Regions from separate parts of the Homo sapiens genome. Here regions 1 and 2 are each linked to region 3. The links are chromatin loops, found by intact Hi-C in ENCODE. Cell type or tissue: heart left ventricle. All regions are shown on one strand. Links, peaks and the distances in the headings refer to the core of each region. The heading gives the core; the rest is flanking DNA. Region 1 overlaps TTLL5 (tubulin tyrosine ligase like 5). Region 2 overlaps TTLL5 (tubulin tyrosine ligase like 5). Region 3 overlaps TTLL5 (tubulin tyrosine ligase like 5).

The links. A loop is a pair of places that touch in the nucleus more often than their neighbours do. Peaks named below come from ENCODE experiments on the same cell type or tissue, not always from the same donor. Only the 100,000 strongest peaks of a DNase experiment are listed, where the experiment ranks them.
Region 1: a loop joins it to region 3, with 1.9 times the contacts of the local background. A loop is called at or near these places in 17 of 110 quality-filtered maps.
Region 2: a loop joins it to region 3, with 3 times the contacts of the local background. A loop is called at or near these places in 11 of 110 quality-filtered maps.

What each region holds. Positions count from the first base shown.
Region 1 is chr14:75,772,670-75,778,782 of GRCh38, reverse strand. It overlaps TTLL5 (tubulin tyrosine ligase like 5), which reads right to left. Exons shown (of 32, transcript NM_015072.5): 22 at 3,153-3,299; 23 at 1,933-2,036. Among named protein-coding and RNA genes, the nearest start is that of TTLL5, 110 kb to the right of the region's middle. In heart left ventricle, for the core only: no CTCF peak of the experiment used is centred there; no DNase peak of the experiment used is centred there.
Region 2 is chr14:75,864,883-75,870,995 of GRCh38, reverse strand. The region is part of intron 29 of TTLL5 (tubulin tyrosine ligase like 5); the gene reads right to left. Among named protein-coding and RNA genes, the nearest start is that of TGFB3, 110 kb to the left of the region's middle. In heart left ventricle, for the core only: no CTCF peak of the experiment used is centred there; a DNase peak (open chromatin) is centred at 3,005; H3K4me3 peaks cover 767 bases; H3K27ac peaks cover 1,172 bases.
Region 3 is chr14:75,721,581-75,727,693 of GRCh38, reverse strand. The region is part of intron 12 of TTLL5 (tubulin tyrosine ligase like 5); the gene reads right to left. Among named protein-coding and RNA genes, the nearest start is that of TTLL5, 63 kb to the right of the region's middle. In heart left ventricle, for the core only: no CTCF peak of the experiment used is centred there; a DNase peak (open chromatin) is centred at 2,633; H3K27ac peaks cover 3,547 bases.

The DNA.
Region 1 (6,113 bases), core at 784-5,783, 51 kb before region 3:
AGTGGATTCTTCTATTGAACATATCACACATGGACTTTAACATCTGTAGCAGCTTCTCAATGGCCTTTTTCTTTTCTTTTTCTTTTTCTTGAAGCTTGGCTACGTTCTAGGAAAGTGGCTATTAAGTGAAGAATGCCTGCATTATCACAGAGAACCTATATCCCATCTTCAGAAAACACACTCTAACCAGAACCTAGAAACCACCTTTATGAATCTCAGCGTAAACCCTAAAGTCTTCAAAGTAGCCAAATGCCACAAGATAAGTCTCTCAAGTGACTATCAAAGATCTACAGCTGAGGGTGCAAACCTTTGCCTGTCAGTGTGTTTTATTTGGCCCTTCACAGAATACTGAAAGGCAAAGGTTACGGTTGGTCAAAATACAAGCTGCTTTATATCTGTCTTATCCTTTGCCCACTTCATAATTTATGTTTTCCTGTCTGACTCCAGCAAGTATTTGAATTTACCAGCCCTGAAAAGTATCCATGTACTCAAACCAAACTTAATAAAAGAAGAACTGACGTCACCACATTATTTCCCAACAATCAACACCTAATCCCCAATCAGAAGTAATTATGTTCCAATGCATTTTATCTCCACATCTATATAATTAGTTAACAATATGTTATAATTCATTTTTAGTGTCCAGTTAGACTTGCTTGGGAAATAGTGTTCTTTTAAAGGCTGGGTTTTTTAAAATATATATTTTAGGGATTTTGAAGATCCTTAGGATAAACCTGAAAATTATCTTTTAGCTTTAAAAAGTAGAGCTATTTTCTGGACACAATCTGTTTTTTGTTTTTTTTTTTTAATCCTTTTCTGTTTTTATAACGTTGATGAGAGAAGCTGTTACTATACCTGTTTTATCAATCATATTACTTAAGACTCAAAAATGTCAACAAATAACACCATACAATTATGGACTCCTACAAAATGATATATTTGTTTGCTGTAAAGCGCATGATAGTGAGGTCTGAAAAGGGTATTAAACAAAGATTATATTATGCTGGTGATTGATAAGCTCCTACCCCTACCTCATTTAACTTCACCAATCAACATAGGGTAGATTTTCTACTGATTTTCTCCCTATTTGTGACTTTGACAGTTGAAGCCTAAGTAATGGGGCTTACTGTTTTTTTATCCTATTTTATTTTAATGGTTTTGCACATCTCTCTATTTAGAAAAAAATCCTCCAGTGTAAGTTTTACAAGATTTAAAATTAAGTGCCTTTGTTATCTCTTCCTTTGTAAGCCAACATAAATGGACAAAATGGCCTGGCTGACTTTTATCAAGATAGAGAGATGAATATCGAGATTTTCCATTTCTAAAGGCTAACCCTAAGCATGAAGAACTTGTTCTATTTTATATAAATTAGGTGTAACCCTCACAGAGTGGAGAAATTGCAAATTCCTCAGCCTACTCAATGTAGGCAAAATGTGGTCATTTCTACTCCATGAGTAGGTCAGGGACAAATTCAGACCCAGTAAATATGAGATGCCTCTAATTTCAACTTTCCAAAGAGCTCTCATGTGACTTCAAGAGATGTGCACTGTGAAGGCTGTCGAGAACTACAGCCCTGCTACCCAGCAGTAATGTTTTGATAACTGAAGCCATGAAAATAGCAACATAATTGGCTAAGATATGGAGAGGCCAAACCCATACAATCTTTTCTCCTTCTGAGAATGATTTCTTTTTTCATCATTTAGAGACAGGGTCTCACTATGTTGCCCAAGCTGGCCTCGAATTCCTGGGCTCAAGCAATCCTCCTGCCTCAGGCTCCCAAGTAACTAGAACTAAAGGGGTGTGCCACTGTGCCCGGCTTTAAGAGTGATTTCATTCACATCCATGTATCAGAAACAAAGGAATGCTGGGTACTCAATGAGCATTATGGAAGATGGAATAAGACAGCTTTTATCAATCAAGAATGTCTACTACCTTGCTTGTCTGATGAACTCCTGAAAGTTTTCCATATTCACCCCATCTTCCTCTTCTTCCTCAACTTTCTTCTTTGATTTCTTTTCAGCCATTTGTTCTGTTTCCTACCCAGTGCCCAAACCCCACAGAAAAACAACAAGATAAAACTGACTCCTAATAAATATGCACTTCATCATGTAGTTTCAATAGCCTTGAGTTAATCTGTCCTTATAGTAAAGACATTTAATTCTTGTATGTACTTTTGCCACCTATAAATTTGACATATTACTTTTGGCCATGATTTTGTAAAACATTTTGAAATTCCCAAGTAAAAGTTGCAGAATGAATGTAAATTTTAATCATGTTTTTACTTTCTACTTACACAGCCCATTGATTAAAGAGGTTTTTATAGTAGCTTAGTAATATCTATGATCACCCTTGTAGCTTTAACAATATGACAACAGAGACACAGTATTTTGTTCCAATTAGGAGAGGAAAGACAGATCTTGGAAGGTACTCTTATACCAGCTTCCATACTGAATAAATTCTTCACTTATATAAGACATAACAAAATTCTCAACAGATCTGGAGTAAATTGTGGCTATGAGTTTGGTGCACTGATATTCTACCAACAATTCCATGCAACTTTAGAAAAGCCATTTAAATTTCTATCAGCTTTTCCTTCTGCAAACTGACCAAACCTCCCAAACCCAAACACCCAAAATGATATTTTTAATGCATTCTGAGATCCCGGGATATAGAATGCTTTGCAAAATATTCTAATTAAATAGTATATTTCTTGGGCTTGACTGTAAAATTCTGTAATGTATAAAATGTTTTAAAGATGAAAGTATAACTCGTTCAAGAAAGAATATGTCATTACATTCAATCCACAGCTCAAATTTGTTCTCCAATGGTCAATTTGCCACTTTCTACAGGCACTAACAACCGTGCAGACTCACACAGCCTAGGATTCATCTCAGTGCTCAAAAGGAATATGCCTTTTGATAAGAATTAAGAATTAACTATGGCCACTGGGCCTTCAGAAGTAATAAATAGTTTTTCAGACCAGCTGAGTTAAGGTGTGGGGTCCTGCTTCCCCTAACAGTAATACATAAGGGATGGTGATGCCAGAGAACAGAAGAAGAGTGTCTCCATCCAGTTGGACAGAGGCTTCTATCTAGTCTGTTTCTGACAGTGTATGGCAATCCAAAGCACAAGACTAACAGAAAAAGACTTACCTTGTTGTATACAATGATAAAGTCACCCAGCTGGTGGGCCAGGATTCTTCTGCGTTCCAGAAGTGCCAATCGTCGACTGGGTAATACCATCCTCAGTGAATGCTGGAGGTTATTTGATGCTCGCTTGAGGAAACGAACAACCAGCTCCTATAAATTAAAGAGTCGTGGGAGAAAAAAAAAGGAGGGATGGTGCTAAGCAACAGAAGACAAGCTATGAAGGCATTATATAACAGAGATGGAAGAAGACATATATTACACATTTCAACAAACAAGACCCAGAACAAAAAGGTTAGGTATAAGAAGCATACAGAAAGACAAAACAAAAATGAAAGAAACTTATTCCCTTCCCTCAATCAGCTGGCAATCAGAAAATTTAAATCAAGTATGTATGTAAATAACTATGTAATAAAGTAGCAGTTGTAAAAGTACCACAGTACATACACAAATAGCACTATTTAGGGAAGGTAGCATTCAAAGACAGGTAGTAGGAACTAAAACTGTGGAAGCAGATGAAAGTATCAAAGGTGAGAAGACAGAGAATACAGAAATATTCATATTTAGAGATAGAAAAGATGATGAAGTATCAGGAAAAAAAAAAAAAAAGTTAGAAACACCAGAAACACAGAAAACCAGGAGAAAATAGGCTGGGCATGGTGGCTCACACCTACAATCCTAGCAATTTGGGAAGCTGAGGTGGGCAGATCACTTGAGGTCAAGAGTTCGAGATCAGCCTGGCCAACACAGTAAAACTGCATTTCTACGAAAAATACAAAAATTAGCCTGACGTGGTGGCACACACCTGTAATCTCCGCTACTTGGGAGGCTGAGGTATGAGAATCACTTGAACCCAGGAGGTGGAGGTTGCACCGAGCCAAGATCATGCCACGGCACTCCAACCTAGGCGACAAAGCAAGATTCCATTTCAAAAAAGAAAAAAAAAGAAAATTAAGAGAAAATAGTGCCATGGAGGCCAACTGAAGAAAGGGTTCCATGTCAAATGCTTCCAAGAGGCTGGAGCTGGAAAGGCCCACTACAAAGACAAGGCCTTGGATCTGACCACTGAGGGATAATTTCAAGAAAACAGTTTCAATAAAGAGAGTACAAGAAGACATTAAGAAAATGCATGGGTAATGAAAAATATACGTGAAGAGTAGAAACTAATGACTTTAAAAGTGTCGTGATTAAGGCAAAGAAAGAACTATCACAGTAGTTTGAAAGGTAATAGCTTTTTTTCTTCCCCAAGAATAAGGGAGCTTTTAGAGTTGGGGGTTGTCAAGGAGGGCACAGTGGAAAGTTATTAAGGTAAAGAAAGAATACATCTCACAGAAGATGGGGGCAAAGGATTTTGAAATCTGAACAGATACCAATCAGATTACTGATGAAATCATAAATGCTTCAAAGAGAGATTTTATAAGGCCAAGAGCCTTAAAGATGTTGTTGTCCAAAAACCACAATAAAACTGCCTTCAGATGATAAATCTGGGGACGTTCTGTTGATGTGCCTTCTGTGAGTTATGAGATAAGGAATCTCTAACCTAAGCTGGAACACAGAGGCCAACTCTACATCTACCTTCCTCAAAAGCAAGACCACTGCTACAATCATCAGGGAATGGGGTAAGGCTTGTACTCTCGCTCTCTCTCTCTCTCTCTCTCTCTCTCTCTCTCTCTCTCTCTTTCTCTCTCTCTCTCTCTCTCTCTCTCTCTATATATATATATATATATATGTATTTTTTTTTTTTTTTGAGACGGTATCTTGCTCTGTCACCCAGCCTGAAGTGCAGTGGTGTGATCTCAGCTCACTGCAACCTCCGCCTGCCAGGTTCAAGCAATTCTCCTGCCTCAGCCTCCCAAGTAGCTGGGACTATAGGTGCGCACTACCACACCCAGCTAATTTTTTTGTATTTTAGTAGAGACGGGGTTTCACCATGTTGGCCAGGCTGGTTTCGAACTCCTGACCTCAACTGATCCACCCGCCTCAGCCTCCCAAAGCGCTGGGATTACAGGCATGAGCCACCGCACCCAGCCTAGATATATTTTCAAGAAAGAATTCACAGAACTGGTATTAAGTTTTGTAGTGATGATCCTCAATATTCTTGTAGAAAGCCCCAAAGAAATACTGTGTGAATTCCAAGCCAGCATCCGCAGTGGTTATTCTTTTTTGAACTATTTTTTTTCTTCTTGAATTTGATTTTGGTTCATTGTCCTTTGGTGCCAATTTACTCCAGCATAAGTGAAACAGCCTCATAACCAGAGGGTTGAATTTCATAGTTCTACTCTGCTGTCTTTACTATAGGGTGGTTTAAGCTGTTATATTAAAACATTATTTTTTTCACAGTGGAGCAGACAAACTGACTCTCAAAAAGGCAGTTTCAATTTTCCACTTGGAAAGAGCAGAGCTAACATTTTCCACTGATGGTTGAAGGATTATTCACAACACACAAGGTTTTATCTCTGGGTTCCATTGGCTACTTTAAATTCATAAGTTGTTTTCTGGGATAACCAACATGTTTTTACAATAAGCCTGGCATAAAGACTTGCCTTTTGTATGTGGAGGACTAAAAATTACAATAAGGTCACCACTGAGTGGAACAAAGAATGCAGCTTTCTCAGACTTAAAGGCCCCTCTCCTTTTGGTGACAAATCCCTGTTATTAAAAAGAATATGGGGCCAGGCGCGCTGGCTCATACCTATAATCCCAGCACTTTGGGAGGCCAAGGAGGGTGGATCACCTGAGATCAGGAGCTTGAGACCAGCTTGACCAACATGGAAAAACCCCGTCACTACTTAAAATACAAAATTAGCTAGGCTTGGTGGTGGGTGCCTGTAATCACAGCTACTTGGGAGGCTAAGGCAGGAGAATAGCTTGAACCCAGGAAGCGGAGGTTGCAGTGAGCTGAGATCGCACCACTGCACTCCAGCCTGGGCGACAGAGCAAGACTCTGTCTCAAAAAAAAAAAAAAAA
Region 2 (6,113 bases), core at 648-5,647, 140 kb before region 3:
AGTGAAACCCTGTCTCTACTAAAAATACAAAAAATTAGCTGGGCGTGGTGGCGGGCGCCTGTAGTCCCAGCTACTTGGGAGGCTGAGGCAGGAGAATGGTGTGAACCTGGGAGGCGGAGCTTGCAGTGAGCCGAGATCGAGCCACTGCACTCCAGCTGGGCGACAGAGCAAGACTCCGTCTCAAAAAAAAAAAAAAAACCAAAGCAAGCATAATATGAATTAAGCAAACATGTCATCTGTGGTAGTCACATTTGTAGACACCTGTCAGGTTTCCTGGGAGTCTTCTGAAAAACACCTATCATAGAAATAAAATTAAAATAGCATTACCAGTAACAGTGTTGAAAGGACAAAATAATAATTACAGAAATCATTCCTGTATTATTAATAACACAGGAATTAGTAACAACCCATACAAGTGCTCCTACTATCCAAACCTCTAGAACAAACGTCAGGATACTGCATGTGTTGTTAGGTGCTAAACCCATTACTTAATAAAAGTACAAGGGAGGGTAAAGGATGGGCATTTCCAAGATTGTTACGCCCAAGAACACCTTATTAAGATATTTCTTTCATTAAGAATTGAGGAGAGGCCGGGCGTGGTGGCTCACGCCTGTAATCTCAGCTCTCAGGGAGGCAAGAGGTGGGAGGATAGCTTGAGCCCAGGAGTTCAAGACCTGCCTGGGCAATATAGCGAGACCCCGTTCTCCAGAAAAAGGAAAAAAAAAAAAAAAAGATTGAGGTAATTGGGATGACGTCTAGGCCTAAGTGCAGGAAAACTTTTCTTTTGAGATGGTGCTTATGAATAGTAGGAGACTGGTGAAGAGACCTGATAATAACTTTTCAAACATAGTTTCATCGGAGTCAGTAAGTACTTGTTGGCTGGGTATGGTGGCTCACGCCTGTAATCCCAGCACTTTTGGAGGCGAAGGTGGGTGGATCACAAGGTCAGGAGTTCAAGACCGTCCTCACCACTATGGTGAAAACCCCATCTCTACTAAAAATACAAAAATTAGCCTGGCGTGGTGGTGTGCGCCTGTAGTCCCAGCTACTCAGGAGGCTGAGGCAGGGGAATCGCTTGAACCCGGGAGGCAGACGTTGCAGTGAGCTGAGATTGCGCCACTGTACTCCAGACTGGTCAACAGAGTGAGACTCCATCGCAAAAAAAAAAAAAAAATACTTGTTGAATGTATACATTGCAAGTTAGAATTTATGTAATAGTACTTACAGTTGCTGTTTATTGAATGCCTTATTAGCAGCAGGAGGCAGCATATAGCATAATAGCCATGAGCTTGGATGCTGCAGGCTGACAGACCTGGGTTCAAATCCCAGTTCTACCATTTATTACTTATGTGACACAGAGAAAGTTATCTAACTGATACTATGCTTTTTCATCTGTGAAATGAGGCTAATAAGAGGGCAGCTGTAAAGATCCACTGAGATAATACAAAAAAATGGCCACTTTGGTGCTTGACATATGGTAATATCAATATCACATCCTGAGAACTACAATCATGATAATACACAGGTATATATCATCATCTTCAAATTAGAGATAAGGAAAATGAGGTTTTAAAAGTTTGAATAACCTGTCTTAAGTCACGGACTAGACAGGGCCAAGACTTAAGCTGTGGGTTATCTGACTCCAAAGCCTGTCTAGAGTGGCCTATTTCCAAAACAACCGAATGCAGTATTATTTCATGTATTTTCTATGTATTTTCATTAAATAAGAATAAAAGTTTGGCTTGGCAAAATCTACTAAATCAAGTGGTCCTAGGAAAATCAATAATAACTAAAAGCTAGACACTAAGTATGAGTTCCTGCTAAAAGTCAAGTGGGAAAATAAAATAGAACAAAAGAACCAACCAAACAAAAAAACAACGAAGCAATAGGTTATGACATTAAGTTCCGGAGTCAATATGCTCTGGAACTTAAACACACACACACACACACACACACACACACACACACACACACACACACACTCCTCCCCTCTCATGTCCCCAGTCCAACCTTCCTCTCTGATACGCCATTATAAAGATGTATCAAGACACCTCCTGCATGGCTAGACTGTTTGCCTGCTCTTTGTGCCACGCTGAGGAGCTAGCATGTTATTGCCAGCTGCTTGGAAAAAGACAGGGTGCCTGCTGAATTTCTCTTTCTTTCCCCTCCCCTCCTCCACAACACAAACACACAGCAGCTGAAGGCTTGGCGAAACAGAATTCATTCCTGCAGGAGGAGGCAGAATTTTTTTAGACACGTGCAATGAACTTTTAGGAGCAAAATAACAAGACATGGTTCGGTTTATATGGGAATCCTTTCCACACCTGTGGGATTGTGTATATACACACACAGCATTAGCAAAAAGCTTGTTACACACTGCACTCAAGATGTTACCAGCAAACTGAAAGACCTCTTGATGTGAACAATGAGCTGCTGCCAGTCCTGCCTGTTATAGGAACATTAGTTTCTGCTAGGATTATTGAATCCAGATTAGTTTGGTAAACTTGGACATGGTGGGAAGGGAAAAGTAAAGAACAGATGGGGCAGAAGGATGAGAGAAATTTAGGACGCACAGTTTTCTCCTACCTTGAGTTATTTACTAATGTTGAAAATTAAGTCTACTAAAAATTGAAGGGGTTTCGAAAGAGACCGGAACCAGTGAAGAATTAAGATGTATTTAAAATCTCTCCTTTCTCCCATGATTGTTAAAGGAAACTTCGGCAATTCTGTGTTGGCCATCAATATGTCCTTAATTTTTCTGCTTTTGGGGCTCTTTTTCACTGTGGATGAGGCAGAGAAGAGAGTGGGAGGGAAGGAAGCAGGGAGTGGGTTGGGAGCAGAAGTTTAACAAAGGATCACTTTAACAGAAACTACTGAGTAATCGCTCTGTCCTGCGCCAAGAATAACATCAGCTCAATGTCTGCAATTAGAATCAGGTCAGTCAGGCCTCACAGCCGGTGCAGCCCTCCTCACAGACCCCAGCATGGAGAGCTACTCATGCTGATGTCACCAGTAGTCACTGTTACCCAAGAAAGTCCCCGACTCAGCTGAAAGAAAAGTTTTCTTTTGCCTTCTCCTTCAGGGGCAGGAAGACAGCAGGAGAAGAAAGACAGAATTAGAAGACATGCATTGGGCTGTATCAATATATAACAGATTTGTTTGATCATTCCTAACTCTTGAGATTCAGTACTTCCCACAACCATCCTGAAATTTTTTTTTTGCTTTTTTTTTTTTTTTGGAGACAGTCTCAATCTGTCACTCAGGCTGCAGTGGAGGGGCATGATCTTGGCTCACTGCAACCTCCGCCTCCCGGGTTCAAGTGATTCTCCTACCTCAGCCTCCTGAGTAGCTGGGATTATAGGCATGCGCCACCACGCCCGGCTAATTTTTGTATTTTTAGTAGAGACGGGGTTTCACCATATTGGTCAGGCTGGTCTCGAACTCCTGACCTTGTGATCCACCTGCCTTGGCCTCCCAAAGTGCTGGGATTACAGGCATAAGCCACCACGCCCGGCCCTGAAATTCATTTTTAAATGAGTTAATGTGTATAGAGAACCCTGAATAGTGCTTGGAACACAGCAAGTGCTTAAGTGGTGGCTATTATTATTAAAACAAAAAGGGAGGATTCTGCCTATTCATTAGGTTATTCCAAACCTAATGAATCAGAAATGGGATGGAGGAACAATTGTTTTAACAAGCCCTTCAAATGGTTCTGTTACTCTAGTCTATGGGTCTGCACACTAGGACCTATAGGCCAAATCCAGCCCATTGCCTGTTTTTGTACATAAAGTTTTGTTGAAAGACCGCCACACTCATTCATTTACATATTGTTTATGGCTGTTTTCACTCTACCATGGCAGAGCTGAGTAGTTGCAACAGAGATGCTATGGCCTGCAAAGCCTAAAATATTTACTATCTGGCTATTTACAGAAAAAGTTTGCTGACCTCTGCTCTGACTTAAAACAATGTTTTTCAAACTGCTGTTTTTACCATCAGTGTGTAAAAGCTCATTGTTTCAATTTTGTCTTATTTTGTTTATTATGCTCTCTATCATATGGACTGGATCACGCCAAGTTTCTTGTATCTCTGTTCCTGAAAACTTCCGCCACTGGCTCTGGGTGACTTTCCTCTCTCACTCCCATGTCACAGGATCAGTCTTTTGCAGGAGTGGATTAAGTATATGACAATTGCTACATTTATGAGTGCAATGCTATACTGAGATGAAGATCAAAGCTCATTCCCCATGAATACTGAGAGATGTCCATTTCCAAACTCATATCCTGAATCAGAGTTTAAGCAGAAATTAACACCTTCAATAAGTTGGATATCTAAGTGTTCTGACTGGAGGCCGAAAAGAATGGAGAACTTCCTATGTACACAATGAGAGAAAGGCTGCATGAACTTTCCCCAGACATTATTAGGAGATTACTATGTGAAAGATGCTGTTCATAAACATAATATGATATAAGATAAATATAAGGCCTCCTTTAACATCGCATTCCATAAACAGGCCTCTTTTATGGATGAATGCTAGGTAAATCAGATTTCAATTCTATCTACTGCTTTCAAACAGGCAGTTAACCACACTGTGAGTTATACCAATGGCTCCCTACACTTTAGAGAAATGAATCCAAGTGCAAGGAGTTCATTGGAAAAGTACCATTGCTATCTAAAGGGTAACCCCAGGACAGAAATACAGAATACTGAGAATGTAAACCATGCTTCAATCAACAATTTAGTGATAATTATAATGGTCAGATCTAGCACAGCTAAGCTACAAAGGTATAAAATCTACTAGGGCTTTGCTTCCACTGTGGAATGATTCTAAGTACCCTCTAAAATAAAGTGCTCTAAGTTTCTACATATTCTTCCTGTTAGAATATTTAATATCTTATTTGTTATCTTATTAGTTATAAACTCTTGAAGCTAATGGAATTTAGTTACTTTAGCTCTCTCCTACAGTCCCAGAAACTTCACCCTTACTCATTTTTACCTAAATCAGCTGTGGTTTAGAAGAACGGGTTCGGGGTGTTGGGGAGAAGAAATAATGTTACACACATATATACAATTATGATGAATGATTTTCTGTTTGCTCTCCAGGAGAACGAGATAACTCCCTTCTTGGGAGTTCTGCCTCCTCGCTAAAACAGATATTCTGACAGATTCTAAAAAACATAATTTCCATATACTTCATAATTCAGTGAAACTAAACCAGTATAATCCTCAGTGAAAAGAAATTCCACACAAGAATAGTAGTACAGTACTTTGAATTTTCAAAGGAATGTGAGTTGCTGGAAGCTAATCAAAACTATGAGAAGGACTTAAAAATGAAGCAGTTTCTAAAAGTGAAAATCAACAAAACTGCCTCTCCTTCCCCAGTCATCCTCCATTTCAAGGTATTGAAGCATAGTTTAAAAGGTACCAACTGTCTAGATTCATTAGAGCCAGAGAGTTTTTTTTTCTGACTTGTATTTTAGGCTCAGGGGTGCATGCTCAGGTTTGTTATGAAGGTAAATGGCGTGTTGCGGGGGTTTGGTGCACACATTATTCTGTGGCCCAGGTAATGAGCCAAGGACCTGAGAAGTAGTTTTTTGATCTTCAGGCTATACAGTGATACTTCCACTATCCAGTATCTGATTAAGTTGGCATTCTCAAGTACTCTGAATGACAGGGAGTTTAAAGTTTAAAAAGCTTTAAGAAATTTAAGAACACAGATTAAAAAAAAAAAACAACAACTAAGACACACATTTGTATCTGGAATTGTGAAAATGCAAACTGGCTTAAATGTGTCTACTATCCTCAAGACCTCAAGATTTTCTAAATGAAGAAAATTTTACATGACAGAAAGTGATGTGATTACAATGAGATGCTATATTCTATGCTTTCCAGATTAAGAGATTTTATTTTTCTCCAGTAAAAATGGTCTAAAGAACTACTTTGCAAATGCCGGCACTTACAATTTCTCAATTATGATGAATTAATATAATGTACAGAGTATACTACCGCAGGTAAAGATGATCAATTGATGAACTATGTTGAAATAATAAAATGACATTTTATTATGGGTGGTAGTTGAAAAGATAAGACAGACTATAATAATAATTGTTTTACTT
Region 3 (6,113 bases), core at 707-5,706:
GGCAGATTTATCAAAGTCTAATTTACATACAATAAATTCACCCTTTTAAAGTATACATTTTGGTGAGTTTTGACAAATATATGCAGTTGTCTAACACCACCACAAGACATAGGACAATTTTAACAAACATTCCCTTGTGCCCCTCTCCAGTCGCACTCCCACCCTCAGCAACCACTGATCTCATTTTTGTCTGCTTCCTGCCTTTTCCAGAAAGTCAAATAAATGAAATTAATGTAATATGTAGTTTCTTGAAACTGGCTTCTTTCACTTAGCATTGTGCTTTTGAGATTTATCTATGTTGTTATACATACCAATAATATAGTTCGTTCCTTTCTCTAGCTGAGTAGTATTCCATTATATGGACATACCACAATTTATTTACCCATTCAACAGTTGATGGACATTTGGATTGTTTCCAATTTTTGGCAATTATTAATAAAGCTGCTATAAACATTTGTATACAGATATTCGTATAAACATATGGTTTCGGTTCTTCTGGGAAAATACCTATGAGTGGGACTACTGGGTCATATGGTAAGTATATATTATCACTGCACACCTCTTACCACCTTAGTCATTTCCCTAGCACTTGCCTCTCTCAATTGTAGTCCATTCTTCAAGGCCATGAGAATTATACTTTTCTTAGAAAAACAAACTTAGCAGTCACATAGAGGTAGGCAGTGAATTGGTCCAACAACAGAAACTAATGTCAGCTTGGTTCCTAGAAGATTTTAAGTCAGTCATTGCTAGTAATATTGTACTGTATTCCCTTTATTGTAATTCTGTCATCCTAAGCTTTGGATTAAATTATGATAAAAGTTAAAGAAAAATAATAATAATCCTATCGCTCCCCTGCTCAAAAACTTCCAGTGGCTGTCTGTTAGCTACAAGATGAATTTAAACTTGTCAATTCTTTATATTCTGGCCCAAATCCACCTCCATAACCCTATCTTCTATTCCCCCATTCTATGCACGCTATATTTAGTCATACTTCTTACCATTTCAAAAAATATCACATCCTGTCATGACACTGTATGTTGCATACTACATTCTTGCTGTTAAAAATGGCTTTCTGTGGATCCCCTAGGCACAGCTAGTAAATCTTATATATTCCTAGAGCACCTGAGTCACTTATACTACTTGTAATGTCATTTATCATTTCATGTCTGCTCCTCCCTATCACTTGAGGGCAGGGTCCATGTTTCATTCATTGTTGTATTACAAGTAGCCTGCACCATAACTAGCACATAGGAAATACTTCAGAAATACTGAATGAAAAAAATATATTTTAAGTGAAAAACAATGCATAGTTTTTGAGAAAGACAAAATAATTGGCAGCCACTTCCTACAAAATAACCCTGATCACAACACTTGAAATATTTATAATAAAGCCACCAATCATAAAGAAAATAAGAGAGATTCTTAGGAAACTTTACATATTAAAGCTGTATTAAGAAAAAACCTGATAAAAGTTAGTTTAGGGAGAGAGGAGGAAATAAAGATTTTCTCAAGAAAATAATAATCCATCCAAGGCCTAATAGATTACTAAACATGTCACACCACTAATTTTGGATCAATCCACTAACTCTCCCCAGAAATAAAGTCCCAGCTGAAGCTGTGGTCCCTGAGGCAATGGAAAGTGCTGACATTAGCCAGAACTCACTGTCACTGAAATGCTATTGTATGAAGGAAATTCTTTTTACCTTGGCTTTGGATTCAAATTGAAAAAGCTAAAGAGGAAGTCTTTATATGGGGTCCAGAAGGAGAATTTTGGAAAAAAGCAGACCCACAAGAAAATGAAAAGAAAATGCCCACAGCCAATTGGTTAACTAGTCCAAGAAATCAATATGCTATCTGGTTACCAGATGTAAAGGTAGATTTGAAAGGAGTATTTAGGACTGGGTATGCTTAACTAGAGCAAAAGGAGTGTCCTTTTCAGGCCTGATCTGCTAGAAAGGATGATATCATTTTTCCTGAGTATCTAGTTACGGGAGAGCAGAGGGAGAATCCAGGATATGGGGCATGCCAAAAGTGGCCGGACTCATAAGGACATGTCTTTATGTGGGTGGAGAAAGAGCCAGAGAGAACTGGCTCCCAAATTTGGCTTTGCCATTTATTAGCTGCATGACCTAGGACAACTTATTTAACCTTTCTGAATCTTTTTTCCATGTCTATAAAACACAGATAATACCAACCAAAATTGTCGAAGACTAAAAAGAAATAACCAGTGAAACCAAATTAAAGGAAATAACCAATGTTTGCTTGATAAACAGTAGATACTTCCTACATAAGTTTCTTCTGTAGTAAACTTCCTTTCCCATCTAAACAGGAGCATATGATAAACCAAAAAAGGAGATTATCTCAAAAAGTGAAGAGATTGATGACTCTCATTATTTTTCTGTGGGTGGCCAAGTAGTTTACATTGTTGGAGAATGTACACTGCCTGCTTTCATTCCTCCAACAATTATTTATGGACATCCTCCCTATAAGAACCTCAGGTTACCCTGTGAAATGGTCAAGAATGGCAGCAACAGAAAACCAAACCAGGTATCGTCAACACAGAGGTGTACTGGGCATGGCTGGTGCGGAGCAAACACGTCACTGGGCTCTGATCAGAACAAGTCCAGGCTGATCAGTTCTACAAGTGGCTCCACAACTTGTCCCCATGATCCCAGGCCTGGGTCACAACCCATGACTTCAGCCATGCTAATACACAGAGATAAACCCACTGTCAGCAGCAACATCTTTAAAGAGCAGCGAACATCCTGTTGTTTTTGGCTGTTTTTCTTCAACTGATCCAAAAGCTATTCTCATAGCCAGTTGTATCTCACAATGCCAATTTCCTAAGCATATTTAAAGGATTGCTGTTTAAGCATATTATTTCACATGGTACCATATTTTCACGATCTTGGAAGGCAGTAAAAATTAGATTGTAAAAAATCTGTCTTATTGAGGGAGGCATAAAAAATTCTATAAATCAAAAGTCTTATGATCAAGATTATCTGATTGCCAAAACCCATCTTCTGAAGCCCCATAGATACAAGCTGAGTCATTTTGACCTGAGTTATTTCACTCACTAACTCTAGAACCTGGAACATAGAGTTCATTTCTCAGGGTTTCAATTTCTATATCTGAACTAATTATTCTCTAAGGTCCTTGCCAGATGTGCAAATCTAGGAAAAAGCATTAAATGACAAAGTTTCGGGTAGTTTGTATAGGTTCTCAAGTCTACATTTAAACACTAATAGTGCAATGGAGGTATATATATATCTATATCTGTATCTCATCCTACATAAAATTTGGTTTGAGAGGAACAAACTTGATGGTAATACACTGCCGAAAGGCTAACCTATGACTTGCCCACAGCAGGAACTGAAGAAAAATTAAATGTATAAATAAATAGGATGGGATATTGAAGATACCTGGAAACATAGTTGAACATTACAGGTGGTAGGATGGGAAAGAAATCATAGGATACAAACACTGAGATAGTAAGGGAATGCCCCTGGCAGAGATCCATAAGATGGAAGGACAGGAACAACCACCAAAAGAATATAGCGAACCCCATGTCTGGTCTGTTGGTTTCCCCTAAAAGCACCAATGCTCTGTTTGAGCCAAAATCTTCTGGGAAGCTTTCAATTCCTGTTTACTCTAAAATAAATGGAAAAAAAAAAAAACAACTAGCTTATTCCTTGTGACTTAAACCCCAGGGGAAGTTAGGAGTCAGTGGGAGGCAGAGACTCATACAAATATACACACGTATACAAAATCATATCTGATGGGATGAGGTTAATGAAGCACACAAAATCCCAGGGCTGACAGGAAGTGGAATTAGAACCACAAAAGCCAAGAAGATAGTCAACAACTTAAAAAACTCCAGATGCACTCAGTTTATTAAAACTGAACACAAGTAGGGAGGAAGAAAGGAGACCCATGGCTGATGAAATGGACTTAAGGGGTATTTCACTGAGTCAGAGAAAGTCACAGCTTCTTCCACGTCGGAACATTCTATTGCCAATAAGTTCAATAATGAAGCTCCCAAGCTTCCAAAAGGCAATCAAGTTATAAAACAAACAAACAAACAAACAAAAGGAAACATTCAGAAAAGGTTTTATAATTATTTAGAACAAAGATTTTTACAGCAAGGGATATCAGAAATTTACCCTCATATAAGAGCCAAGTAGATGTAGAAAAATAAACCTTTATTTATTATTTAAATCTAATGAGGTTTTGGAAGTTGGAGTTACGCTCCTAGTCCCAACCCCTCATCCCCATCTTCAAACAGTCTGCAATAATTCTAAGAGTTCTAGGCCATTACCAAACCAGATCCATTGGGAAGTCTACTGTCAGGCCACCAAAAAGCAATTAAAGCAAGTGCCAATCATTCATTCAAGAAACATTTCCTGAACATTCTCTAAGAGCAAAAGACGCTGACATGCAACTGGGTATGGTGGCACACACCTATAGTCCTAGCTACTCGGGAGGCTGAGGCAGGTGGATCCTTTGGGCCCAGGAGTTCAAGGCCAGACTGGGTAACGTAGTGAGATACTGTCTCAATTTAAAAAAAAGTGCTGCCATGCATGGTGGGGGCAAAACTGACGGAGATATTCTTACTGTCCTCAAGGAGTTTCCAGTCGGCTACAGGAGACAAATATACACATGACTACCAGACAACATACAGATACTATTGTAGAGTTACAAACAGAGTGCTGGGGGTATAAGGGCAGAGCAGGCTAACTCTGGGAGCATTAGAAAAAAACATCACCAAAGAAGTGACACTTGACTTTGTCTTGAAAAATGTCTGTAATTTATTAGGTAAAGTAACACAAGAAAGGTATTTCAGACACACGGTAAAACAGGTGCAGAGGTAGCAAGCGAGGGCTTACATGGTAGCTCATGCCTGTAAGCCCAGTATTTGGGGAAGCCAAGGCAGGAGGATCACTTGGTACCATGAGTTCAAGGCTGCAGTGAGCTAAATACGATTGCGCCATTGCACTCTAGCCTAGACAACAGTGAGACCCTGTCTCTAATACAAAACTAAAAAAAAAAATTTAAAAAGGGGACAAGAGAAATGTTGAAAGCTCTGGTTTGGCAGAAATAGGGTGAAATGGGAAGAAAGGACACACTGGCTGTTATGAATTCAAGAAAATAAACTCAGACACGGCTGAGTGTATGTATAAACAAAACATCATGATGTGATAGGAAAAGAGAATGATCAAACAAGCACAGAAAAGCATAATGCATAGTGAGGTCACATTTCTACAAAAAGTTTTTTAAACAATTAGCCAGGCATGATGACACATGCCTATAGTCCCAACTACTCGAGAGGCTAAGGTGGGAGGATCACTTGGGCCCAGGAGGTGGAGGCTGCAGTGAACGGTGATCATGCCACTGTACTCCACCCTGGGCAACAGAGCAAGACCTTGTCTCAAAAAAAAAAGAACAGCATGAGGGAGGAGGCAATGTGGAGAACTAAATCTTAGAAAAGAAATGGGAGCATGCAAGGCAGAGACAGAAGGAGAGTTTTTAGGCCAAACAGCAGAACTCATACAGTGGCACAAAAGCACAGAGTGCTTAGAAGTATACTATAGTACAGCTGGATTATAAGGTATATGAGGGGAAATGGAATTCTAGAAGAGTTACCTGAGTTACCTTAGAAGCCTTTCAGGTCATATCAAGTTTCTATTATACAATTTAAGCCTAAGGAACCATTTAAGGATTTCAGAAGACATGATCAGATATGTATTTTAAAAAATATATTACAACCTCTTCTTTTCCCATATAATTTTAGGTCCTGATTTATCTACCATCTTCTATTCAATCTCAACAATTCCCTTTGTTTACTGACCCTCAAATATAGCCTGTTAACGATAATCTGTTAAAGAGATCAGGAATTATGATGTCTAATTACAAAAATAACAAATAATTTTTATTGAGTACAACGTAAGGGCCAGACATTGTGTCAAGTGCTTTGCGTGCATCATCTCATTTGATCTTCATGGTATTCTCAGGAGGTAGACACCACCATTACTGCCATTTTATAGTTGAGGAAACAGGATTAGAGTAACTTGCTGAAAATCACAAAACTAGATATGGATATACATGGTTACAAA